2 separate regions of the Homo sapiens genome follow, and region 2 is linked to region 1. Evidence: chromatin loops called from intact Hi-C (ENCODE). Cell type or tissue: PC-3. All regions are shown on one strand. Links, peaks and the distances in the headings refer to the core of each region. The heading gives the core; the rest is flanking DNA.

Region 1 (5,394 bases), core at 100-5,099:
TCCTAAGGAAATAACCAGTTACAAGTATGATGATTTCGACACCAGAAAGTTTATCTCAGTATTGTTTATAATACCTAAATACATAGAAGCAATATAAGTATCCATCAATAATAGATGGTATTACAGTTTATCCACACAGTGGAATATTATGCACTTTGAAAATGATATCTTAAATTTATTCACATGAAGATCTATTTATGCTAGATTGTTAGGTCAAAAATGTAGAATATACCTAGGACCCAAATTTTGGTTCCTAATACCATTCTCCAATAAAAGAAATGAGGGCTCCTTGGAGAAACAGCTGATTCTGGTGCTGGCACAGGAAACAGGATGAGGAGCATTTTTTTATTCCCACAAAGTAAGAAAGTCTTCAAAATCGAAAAATGCTGGGTATGGTGGCCCACGCTTCTAATGCCAGCACTTAGGGAGGCCAAGATGGGAGGATCGCTTGGGTAAGGAGTTCAAGACCAGCCTGGCCCACGCAGTGGGATTCCATCTCTATAAAAAAATTAGCCAGGTGTGGTGGTGTTTGCCTGTACTCCTAGCTACTCAGGAGGCTGAGGAGGGAGGATCACTTGAGCCCAGAAGTTCCAGGCTGTAATGAGCCATGATTGTGCCACTGCACTGTAGCGTGGGTGACAGAGTGAGACCTGTCTATAAGTAAATAAATAAATAAGCAAGCAAAATCCATGTATTTCATTCAAAGAGACACAAGAACCAACTGAAGAGCTCCCAATGACCAAAGATGGGGCAATTTGAGCAATGAAACAATTTTATATTATAATCATAATCCAAAATATATAATAAATATTTATGAGTGTGTACTAAAATACATAATTGAATAAGCAAATAAATGAGGGCTAGAGACAAATCACCCAAGCAGAAAAGTTCCAGATAATTTATGCAGATACTGCACTTTCAAGGAGATGGACTATAAATCTCCACTTCTTAAGTATGGTTTACACATAGTGACTTCCTTCCAAAGAGTAGAGTATGGAAAGAGGAGAAAAATAAGTTTACAGTGAAGAAATCTGACATATACTCCCTCAGTCATGTGATCAAGGTCAATATCAACAGTGATAATTAATGTTGATAGTAGGTGCTCTTAATGTGAAGTGATGAAAATGGCACTTTCCCTCTGTGGTCTTACTCTTCAGAACCTATGACCATAGTCTAATCATGAGACAAACATCTAACAAGTCCCAATGGAGGGACATTTGCAAAATGCCTGACCTGTAACCCTCAAAACTTCAAGCTCATCAAGTCATCAAGAACAAGAGAAGTCTAAGAAACTGCCATAGCCAAGAGTCGCATAAGGAGACATGGTGACTAAGTACAGAGTGTAAAGCTGGATGAGACGCTGGAACAGAAAAAAGAAATATATATATATATATATATTAGATTAAAGCTAAGAAAATCTGAATAAAGTATGGCCTCTGGTTAACAATAATGTATCAATATTGATTATTTAATTATAATTGTGACAAGTCTGAGATCAAGGTGTTTGGCAGGGTTGGTTCCTTCTGAGAACCACGAAGGAAGGCTATGTTCCAGGCCTCTCTCCTTGGCTTATAGATGGCCATCTTCTCGTTGTGTCTTCATGTATCTTCTCCCCATATGTATCTGTATTGATATCCTCTTTTTAGAACACCAGTCATATTGGATTGGGAACCTTCCTAGTGACCGTATTTTAATTTAATTACCTCTTTAAAGACCCTATCTCAAATATGGTTATAGTCTGAGGTCCTGCAGATTAGAGTTTCAACATATGAATTTTGTGGGGGACACAGTTCAGCCCTTGGCACCAGGTTTCTTACTATCAGAGGAAGAAGTTAAAAATAAGCAACAGAGGAAGGCTAGAGTGAACCCTGTGTTGACTGAGTCAGAGGTATCAGTGGGGACTCATGTTTAGTTTAATACATATATACAGGTAGATAACAGAAATAAATATAGATATGTTATGTCAGCTAATATATATGCACATATTGCACAGCTCTGTATGCCGAGGGGGCCTTGATGCAGTGACATCCCAGTAGTAGTGACAAACATGCCTAGTGCCCAGATTGTTTCTAAATACCATTCCCTAGTAAAAGGAGAAATAACTGCTTCTAGCACTGGGACAGGGAAAATAGGACATCATCCTGGGAGAAAATTTAAGGAGAAATGGGATATGTACATAGCCTCAATGTATCTTCTCCTAAACATTTATTAATTGTGTGGTGGCTTTAACATCTTTCTACACTCATTTATATGCCTCTTTCCAAGAGGTGGAGCTCAATTCTCTGTCCCTTAAGTGTGTACTTAGTGATTCACTCTTCTAGAAAGAGAAACGGAGGAACCGTACAGTGGAGAAACCTGGCAGATACCACCTTAACCAGCTGATCAAGTTTAGCATCTCCAGTGATAAATCCTGCTGATATCATCTACTCCTGGTATATTGAAATGAGAGGGTAATTTACCTCACCACACTCCAAAGTCTATAACCCCAGCCTATTAATGAAAATAGCAACAGCGAAAACCCCAATCGAGGGACCTCCAGTGGAATACCTGATCAATTTGCTTCAAAAGTTTCAAGGTCATAACAAAAAAGGAAAGACCAGAAGACACTAAACAGGCCCGATGACTAATGCGACATGCTGTCCAGGAGTGGAAAAGGACATTAGTGGGAAAATTGGCAAAACCCAAAAAAAGCCGAGTTTGGTTAATAGAATTATAGCAATATTAATTTCTTAGCTTTGATAACTGTTACTTAAAATGGCAATATTAGAGGAAGCTGCTTGAAGGGCATATGGAAACTCTTTGTATTATCTGCACAACTAACTCTTGTAAATCCAAACTTATTTTAAAATAAATAGGTTTTAAAATGTAGGATATATAATAGCATTAATTCACTCGAAAGCTCTTCTGTGTGCTAAGAATACTCAATGAATAAAACAGGTAATATGCTTTCCCTTGTAGAGCTTTCATTTTCTCACCAATTGATCCTTTTTTGTTAAATAATGTAGTATAGGCAGGGTGCAGTGGCTCACGCCTGTAATCCCAGCACTTTGGGAGGCCGAGGCGGGTGGATCACTTGAGGTCAGGAGTTCAAGACCAACCTGGCCAACATGGAGGAACCCTGTCTCTACTAAAAATACAAATTTATCCGGGCATGGTGATGCACGCCTGTAATCCCAGCTACTGGAGAAGCTAAGGCAGGGGAATCTCTTGAACCTGGGAGGTGGAGGTTGCAGTGAGCCGAGATTGCACCACTGCACTCCAGCCTGGGCGACAAGAGTGAGACTCTGACTCAAAAAAAAAAAAAAAAAAAACCAAAAAAGTAATATATACTATAATATATATTTTGTTTATAAGTTTCAGTTGGATGATAAATGGAAATATTTGGATGAAGGTGCTATTATTTGAAAGAGGAAGTATATAATTTAAATGAGAATATGGAGTTTTAGAGATAGAAAGGTCTTGCAGAGATTATCTCTTTTAAATCAGTGGTTCTCCGTGTGTGCTTCAGGGCCTACGAACTGGTTAGAGATGCAAATTCTCAGGCTGAAACCCAGTTTTAGCAAATTAAAAACTTTGGTGATCAGGCTCAGCAATCTGTGTTTTAACAAGCCCTCAAGGTGATTCCACTGCTCCAGTCCCAGTATCCTCATAGGTGAAACAATAATAATGCCAACCTCTGATGGTTTATGTATAATGTGTGTAATGCAAACCAATTTAGCAATTTACATGACACATTGTAAGTTGTTCATGAAAAGATATCAATTAAGACTAGATATCACCACCCCCTTAAATGTCTTCATGGCTAACTCCTTCATCTCCTTTGGGGCTTTGCTCAAGTGGCACTTTATCAATGAGGCCTTCTGCGGCCACCCTCTTTGCAAATGCAACTTGCCTTTCTTCCTTTAGTCCTTCTTCCTGGAACTTGCAATCTTCTTTTCTCCTCCCCTCCTTGCACCCCCACTGCCTCCCCCATAGCACGTATCTCCTTCTAATAAATTATATATTTTATATATTCATTATGTGCTTTTTAAATGTCTGTGTCCCTCTGCCAGATTGTAACTTATCAAGGGAAGGGAATCTCTGCATTCACTGATGCAACTCAAGTGCTAAAATCAGTGCCTGGCACATAGTAGGCACTTAACAAATGTTTGTTCCACATCGAATGGTTGATATTACTGTCCGATGAAAGTGGATTACAAATTATTCTTTAGGCACTTTTGGGGTTCTGCATATTTAATTTGACTTAGGACAAGTTTCTTTAATTAGGCTTTGTTTTTGGTACTGACTGATGGTCTCCCCACCCCAGAACCACCAGCTTACTGGTGTGGTTGAGACAGGGATGGGGTTCCAGGACACTTGGCCACAACCAGACATTCATCTTTCTCCTAGGGATCTAGTCCTAAGTGGCTGGATTCTAGGAGAAATTGCACACACAAAAGGACTGTGTAGCTAAAAGAGTTTGATACTCATTTTTCTATACCATTTAGTACAAATGAATTTGTTTTCCCAAATATTGCTGAACTCTGCAGCAATTTTTTATTGGTGAGAGCAGCAGTTAAGATTTACAAAGTTGTTCTTAGAAGATGGAACCTAATAGCGATGTCATGAGGAAAAGAATTAGCAGAAGGGAAGAGATGAGACAGAAGGGATTTAGATGGACCAGGCAGATCCACTGATAGTGGAAAATAAAAGTATGAGAGGTGATAAAGGCAACGTCCACATGAAGAGACAGCCTTGAAACCCAGTAGGAGAAATGCAAACTCTGTGCAGAGGAGTCGGTGGAGAATTCTCAGAGAAATGTTGTGACAGCTGCAAACAAGATGGGTTTTGGCAATATTTTTTAACAGTTTTGGGGGGTCGGAAAGCACTGTTGAAATCTGCTAAACAGGAGACCAGATTTTGAGTATGAAGTTTTACTAGAGGAGCTGAGAAAGACCGTATCCTTATTATTTAGGTTATCGATTGTGTGTGTGTGTGTCTGACACACACTCTTTCTTTGGCTTGTCATTTAGTAGCTGATACAGAATTACTCAGTGTTATTCAGTTTTGTCTACTTTTCTTTTTTTACATTTTTCCTAATCTTTTATAGTGCTGCCTCTTTAATCTGTCATCCCTGGTGAGAACAGGAGTCCTTATAAGAAACCACTAATACCCGTGAGCATCAGAGCAGTAAGAGAATTATATCCATACTTTGGTGATAGCATTTCTAAAAGCCTGCCTTCTCTATTATTTTGCTGAGCAGAATTTATATTTTCCAGATGTCTCAAGGATAACCGTTGTGAGCATTGTGATTTACACTAAAAACAAACAAAAACAACACGCCTCTCTAAGCTTTAGTTTCCTTGTCTTAAAATGGAGATGAGACATTGCCACCCAATTCACAGGTTGCTGCCA
Region 2 (5,394 bases), core at 82-5,081, 78 kb before region 1:
CCCACCTTGGCCTTCCAAAGTGCTGGGATTGCAGGCGTGAGCCACTGCGCCTGGCCTGAGTATTATATTTTTATTCAGAGATCATTGGTGCAGTATTTAAGTATGCATGTGTATTCCCCAAACCATACTTACACACTTGTCGGAGACTCACACGGGTTTTTCATGCTTCAAGAAATAGATGTAATGTTTCTCGGTATGTTTATATCTTTGAATTCATATTTTTATAATTTTGAAGAAGTATAGGGGCAGGAGGAGGTTGAGAGGCAACTTGGAGATGTTGTGGAGAAGTCAAGTCTTCAGGACTTGATGGGATAAGTAGAAGGAGTCGTAGAAGCCATGGATGGGTAGGTTTAGTAATTTGAAGCTGCCAGAGGAGTGGAGGATTTTAGGGGCCAGCAGTGTATTAAAGAGATTTAATTGTGAAGCCACAACAAGGAGGGCTATGAAGGTACAAAAGTGTTGACATCCTTATTCTGGCTGGGTGCGGTGGCTCACGCCTGTAATCCCAGCACTTTGGGAGGCAGAGGCAGGCAGATCACTTGAGGTCAGGAGTTCGAAGCCAGCCTGGCCAACATGATGAAACCCTGTCTCTAATAAAAATACAAGAAAAAAAAGCCAGGCATAGTGGTGGGCACCTGTAATCCCAGCTACTTGGGAGGCTGAGGTAGGAGAATCTCTTGAACTTGGGAGGCAGAGGTTGCAGTGAGCCGAGATCTCATTGCACTCCAGCCTGGGTGACAGAGTGAGACTCAGTCTAAAAAAAAAAAAAGACATCCTTATTCTGTATTATTATTTATGATTATACTCATTTAGAAGCAGTTAAGGTAAGTAGGAAAGAACTGTGATCTATTCTCAGAATGGTTACCCTCATAAAAGTAAAAGTTATCGTGAAATGCAAACTCGGCTACTAAGTTTTTTTGTCGATGAGTTCAAGCTAATTTTAAGACTCTGGATATATCACCTACCCAACCCAAGCCTCTGGTTGCAATGGTGAAACAATGGTGATGAACCTGATGTCATCCCACTGTAAATATTAAACAATTTTGATGTAAATTTTAGATGAAGAGAAGTCATATTTACATCAACCTTCCAGTGCATGTTGCAACTGATTTATTTATTCAGCGATACTTTTTTAGAATGTATTCTGTGGGGGAACTGGGTGCTGCTCTAGTGCTGAGGGTGTAGCATTTTTCCTCACTTTTTAGTGCTTACTCTTTGGGAAGGAGGTACAGCACTAAGAAGTTAAAAATGCACGTAAATAGATAGTTTGTCAGGATGAGATAAATGATGTGTAGAATATAAAGACTAGGTTAGGGAATAATAATGGAGGAGAGGCTATTTTAGATATGGTAGTTAGAGAAGTTAGTTTCCAATTTCCAAGTGGAATCTAATTTATTCTCTCTCTCTTTTGTTTTTATGTATTTTTGATGTCTTCTTGGCAGCCTCATATCATTGCTAACCTCTCCACTCCATGGAATCACATTTTCCTGCAAACGCATCATGAGCACTTATTTAAATACCTAATCATTGGCAGAAATGCAGCTGTGTTCATCATTGTCAATTCTGATTTGTATGATGTTCCCATCCAAACATACCTCAGGGTACATTTGCACATCTAATTACAACATTAAAACTAATAATAGCCTGATAAAATACTACTCAGACAAATGTCTAAGTAAACAGCTGGCTGTTTCATTGTGTCCTGAAGGACAGGCAGATTCAGACTTTGTTCCCTAACTTAAGGGACTGAATTCCAAACTGCGAACCCTCCCCCATGCACACCCTGCTGAGGGGGGCTGAGGCAGGGGGTGTCTAATTCAAAGGGATATCCTCAGATAAAAGAGCTTCTGCGAAGCCCGAGCTTTATGGAACTGCATGGAGGAAACACGTTTTTTTTTCTACTTTATCCAGTGGTAGGCTGGTATTACATTCAAATCAGACAAAAGTACAACAGAATACTTGTACGAGATGTTTTTAAATTCCAACTTTCCACAGCACCCGAAACTTAATACCTAAACTTTCCAAGGAAATCAGGCTGAGGAATAATTTAATGATGCTTTTCACATATTTGAAGGGGTCATGTTGTTATCACATGGAAAGTAATGGCAAGCTCTATTTGCTGGAGTGAATGGATTTGTGCTTTTTTTGAGAAAGTTCAAATTTGGACAAATTGGTTTTTTATATTATTGGCACATTAGGCCTTCCTATTACCCAAACCGGCAAAGGTGGAATGCAGTCATGTGCTGCATAATGAGGTTTTGGTCAGTGACAGACCGCATAAACAATGGTGGTCCCACAAGGTCATAATGGAGCTGAAAAATTCCTGTTGCCTAGGGCTGTTGTAGCTGTCAGAGCATCATAGCACAGTGGGTTACTCGTGTTTGTTGTGATGCTGGTGTAAACAAACCTACTGCTCTGCCAGTTGTGTTAAAAATGTACAGTCGTGTTCTAGGCTTTCACATTCACTCATCATTTACTCACTGAGTCACCTGGCTCAAGGCCCCGTCCTGCAAGCACCATTCATGGCAAGTGCCTTACATAGGTGTTCCATTTTTTTTATCTTTTATATTCTATTTATATTGTACCTTTTCTATGTTTAGATACACAAATACTTAGCATTATGTTATGGTTGCTTACAGTATTCTATACTGTAACAGGCTGTATGGGTTTGTAGCCTAGGTGTGTAGCAGGCCATACCATCTAGGTTTATGTAAATGCACTCTATGATGTTTGCACAACAATGCATTTCGTAGAACTTATCCCTGTCGTTAAGCCATGCAAACTATGATTAGGAAATAGAAGTCATTCCTTCGTCCCCTGGTGAGTTTCAGTACAGGAAGCAGGCTATGACTCTAACCCAGTTCTAGGTAAAGGGAATTTTTCCTTTAAGATTGACATGTGCCCTCCAGCAGGTTCCTTTTGCCCAGGTGGTTTGAAGCTAATAATTAAGTTCTTTGTTGGTTCTTGAAACATTGACTGAAAAGTTTGACTTGCCTGAAAACATATAGGAAAAGTTTTGAATTAAGAGTGTTGTCCCTTATTGGAATGTGTTACTGAGAGGGGTCTTACAATCATTTCTTTACAGCCTTTAAATAACAATTTAAGTTTTTCATCAGCCTTGATAGATTAGGCTTAGAACTCCTGAGGGGTAAGCACAGATTAAAATAAATCTCCAAGTTGCTTTCTATCTTTTCCTGGCTGTATTATGTGCTACTCTTTTCAGATTCAACAAACATTTAGGATGGCAGGAACACTGTGCCTGATATTTTTACATATATTAATTCAGTTAAAGTAATTCTCACAACAATGTACAAAGCAGGTATCATTGCTTGTGTTATAGATATGAGACAACCAATGGTTCAGGAGGTGAAGTTACTCTTTGAAAGTTGCACAGCTAGGATGGGGTGGGTGAGAGAACTTGGTACCAGGACTTGGAGAACTTGGATTCTGTCTTAAAATTCCATTGATGAGCTCTGAATCTCAGGCCAGTTTTCAGTCTTGTTTTAGACTCCAGTTTCGTCATTTGGAGAGTGAAGGGGTTAGAATGAGAAGATTGGAATACATTTCTTTGCTACTTCTGTGATGTGTGACCTAGGGGAAGCTTGAGAGAGGTACATACTGAATGAACATTACTTTGTTTTTGTACACACTGTGAGAACTCCTTGTGTAGGTATATAGATGTATATTATTACTGGGATGAGAATTTTGGGTGTGGACAGAAAGTAAAACCTGACATCTCTATATGACCTAATGATCAAATATGCAGAGCAAGTGGAGTAGAATTCTCTTACAGCCATTTCTTAATTTGTCTTTATATATATATATATATATATACATGTAGTCTTTGATCCCAGGTCTCCTACCACCCATCACATTGGAAATTTCTGGGTTTATGTCTCCTCCTGAATCTCACTATGTTTGATTATATATAGCTAGGAATAATTAGGCGGCAAGAAAGAGGTTTCTTTATTTTTCTTGAAAAGTGAGTTCTCAGCCTAGGAAAAACTGTCTGGATCTGAGCTGTCCAACCCATACCCATTGCTACTAGCCACATATTGCTATTAAGAAATTGAAATGTGACTAGTTTGAACTGACATGTGCTGTACATATAAAATGCACATTGAATTTCAAAGACTAGTAAGAAAAAATAATGTAAATTATTTAAATAATCATTTTTATATTGGTTACCTGTTAAAATGATAATATTTTGGAAATGTTAAATAAAATATTAAAACTAATCTGCTTCTTGTTATCTTTTTAATGTAGCTCCTGAAATATTTAAGATTATACGTGTTGCTTCCATTTGAACCTTTCATTATATTTTGATGTGACAGTTCTGATTGAGATCTGTGCTTTTCAACCAGAGGCAACTCCCCAACATCTTGCACCCCCAAGGTATATTTGGTAATGTCTAGAGACATTTTTGGTTGTCGCAACTGAGCATGTGACTGCATTTAGTGGGTAGGAGTCAGAGATGCTGTTAAATGTCCTATAGTGCAAAGGAAAGTCCCTTTCCCCATCAACAAAGAATTATCTGGCCCAAAATGTCAGTAGTGCTGAGGTTGAGAATTCCTGGTATAGATATTCAGAAAGAAGTAGGGGAAAAAATTAGGAACAAAAACTCCTTTTAGGTTAATTTGATTTGAAATATTAGAATGAATAAGTATTTAACAACATTAAAGAGGGTCTATTATTGTAGGTAAGAGTAAGGAAATTAGAGACAGTTGGGGAAGAAGCATAAAGGCAATAGATTTTCCTAGGCATTTTAACAAATATTTGTTGAGTGACTACACATCCTTTCTGGAACAAGATGAGGGGAGAATAAATGTATATATACAAACATATACAAATATTGAATTCTGTTCATGTGCGAAGCTTCTACAGGGAAAAGAAAAATAAATAACTATGATTTCCTGTCTTCAAAAAGCCTGCAGGCTAGTAGAAGATGGCATGAGAAATATACTATCTTCTAAGACAACGAAAAGCCTATAGATTTCAAAGGAAAATATACCATGTCTGGTGGGGAAAATTAGGAAAGGCTTTATGGAGAGCATCCTGTCTGAAGTGTATCCCTAACCATGGACAGGACAGCAGTCCGTGGAGATGTTGGAAGGGCATACAAAACAAAGGGAACAGCATGGCCCAAGGCACGGAGGAGGGAAGATACAGGGTATGTTTGGAGTCTTTAATAATCAAGTTGATGAAAGGGTAGAATCTCAATGGGAAGCAGTTGGAAATGGACTAAAAAATGAAAACCCCAAACAAAAGAAGACAAACAAAAACAAATAAGATTAAGATTATTTATAATAGATGGGGAGATTAAAAGAAAGAAGAGATGAGAGAGGCAAAGTGCGTAGGAATAGACATTTGATTTGATGTAGGCAAATAAAAAAG

What was found. Peaks named below come from ENCODE experiments on the same cell type or tissue, not always from the same donor. Only the 100,000 strongest peaks of a DNase experiment are listed, where the experiment ranks them.
Region 2: it touches region 1 in a loop (2.7-fold over the local background); 1 of 110 quality-filtered maps calls a loop at or near these places.

The regions. Positions count from the first base shown.
Region 1 is chr12:66,953,422-66,958,815 of GRCh38, reverse strand. It overlaps a transcript of GRIP1 not described here. Among named protein-coding and RNA genes, the nearest start is that of GRIP1, 280 kb to the right of the region's middle. In PC-3, for the core only: no CTCF peak of the experiment used is centred there; a DNase peak (open chromatin) is centred at 2,335.
Region 2 is chr12:67,031,712-67,037,105 of GRCh38, reverse strand. It overlaps a transcript of GRIP1 not described here. Among named protein-coding and RNA genes, the nearest start is that of CAND1, 230 kb to the left of the region's middle. In PC-3, for the core only: no CTCF peak of the experiment used is centred there; DNase peaks (open chromatin) are centred at 2,465 and 2,815; H3K4me3 peaks cover 330 bases; H3K27ac peaks cover 1,725 bases.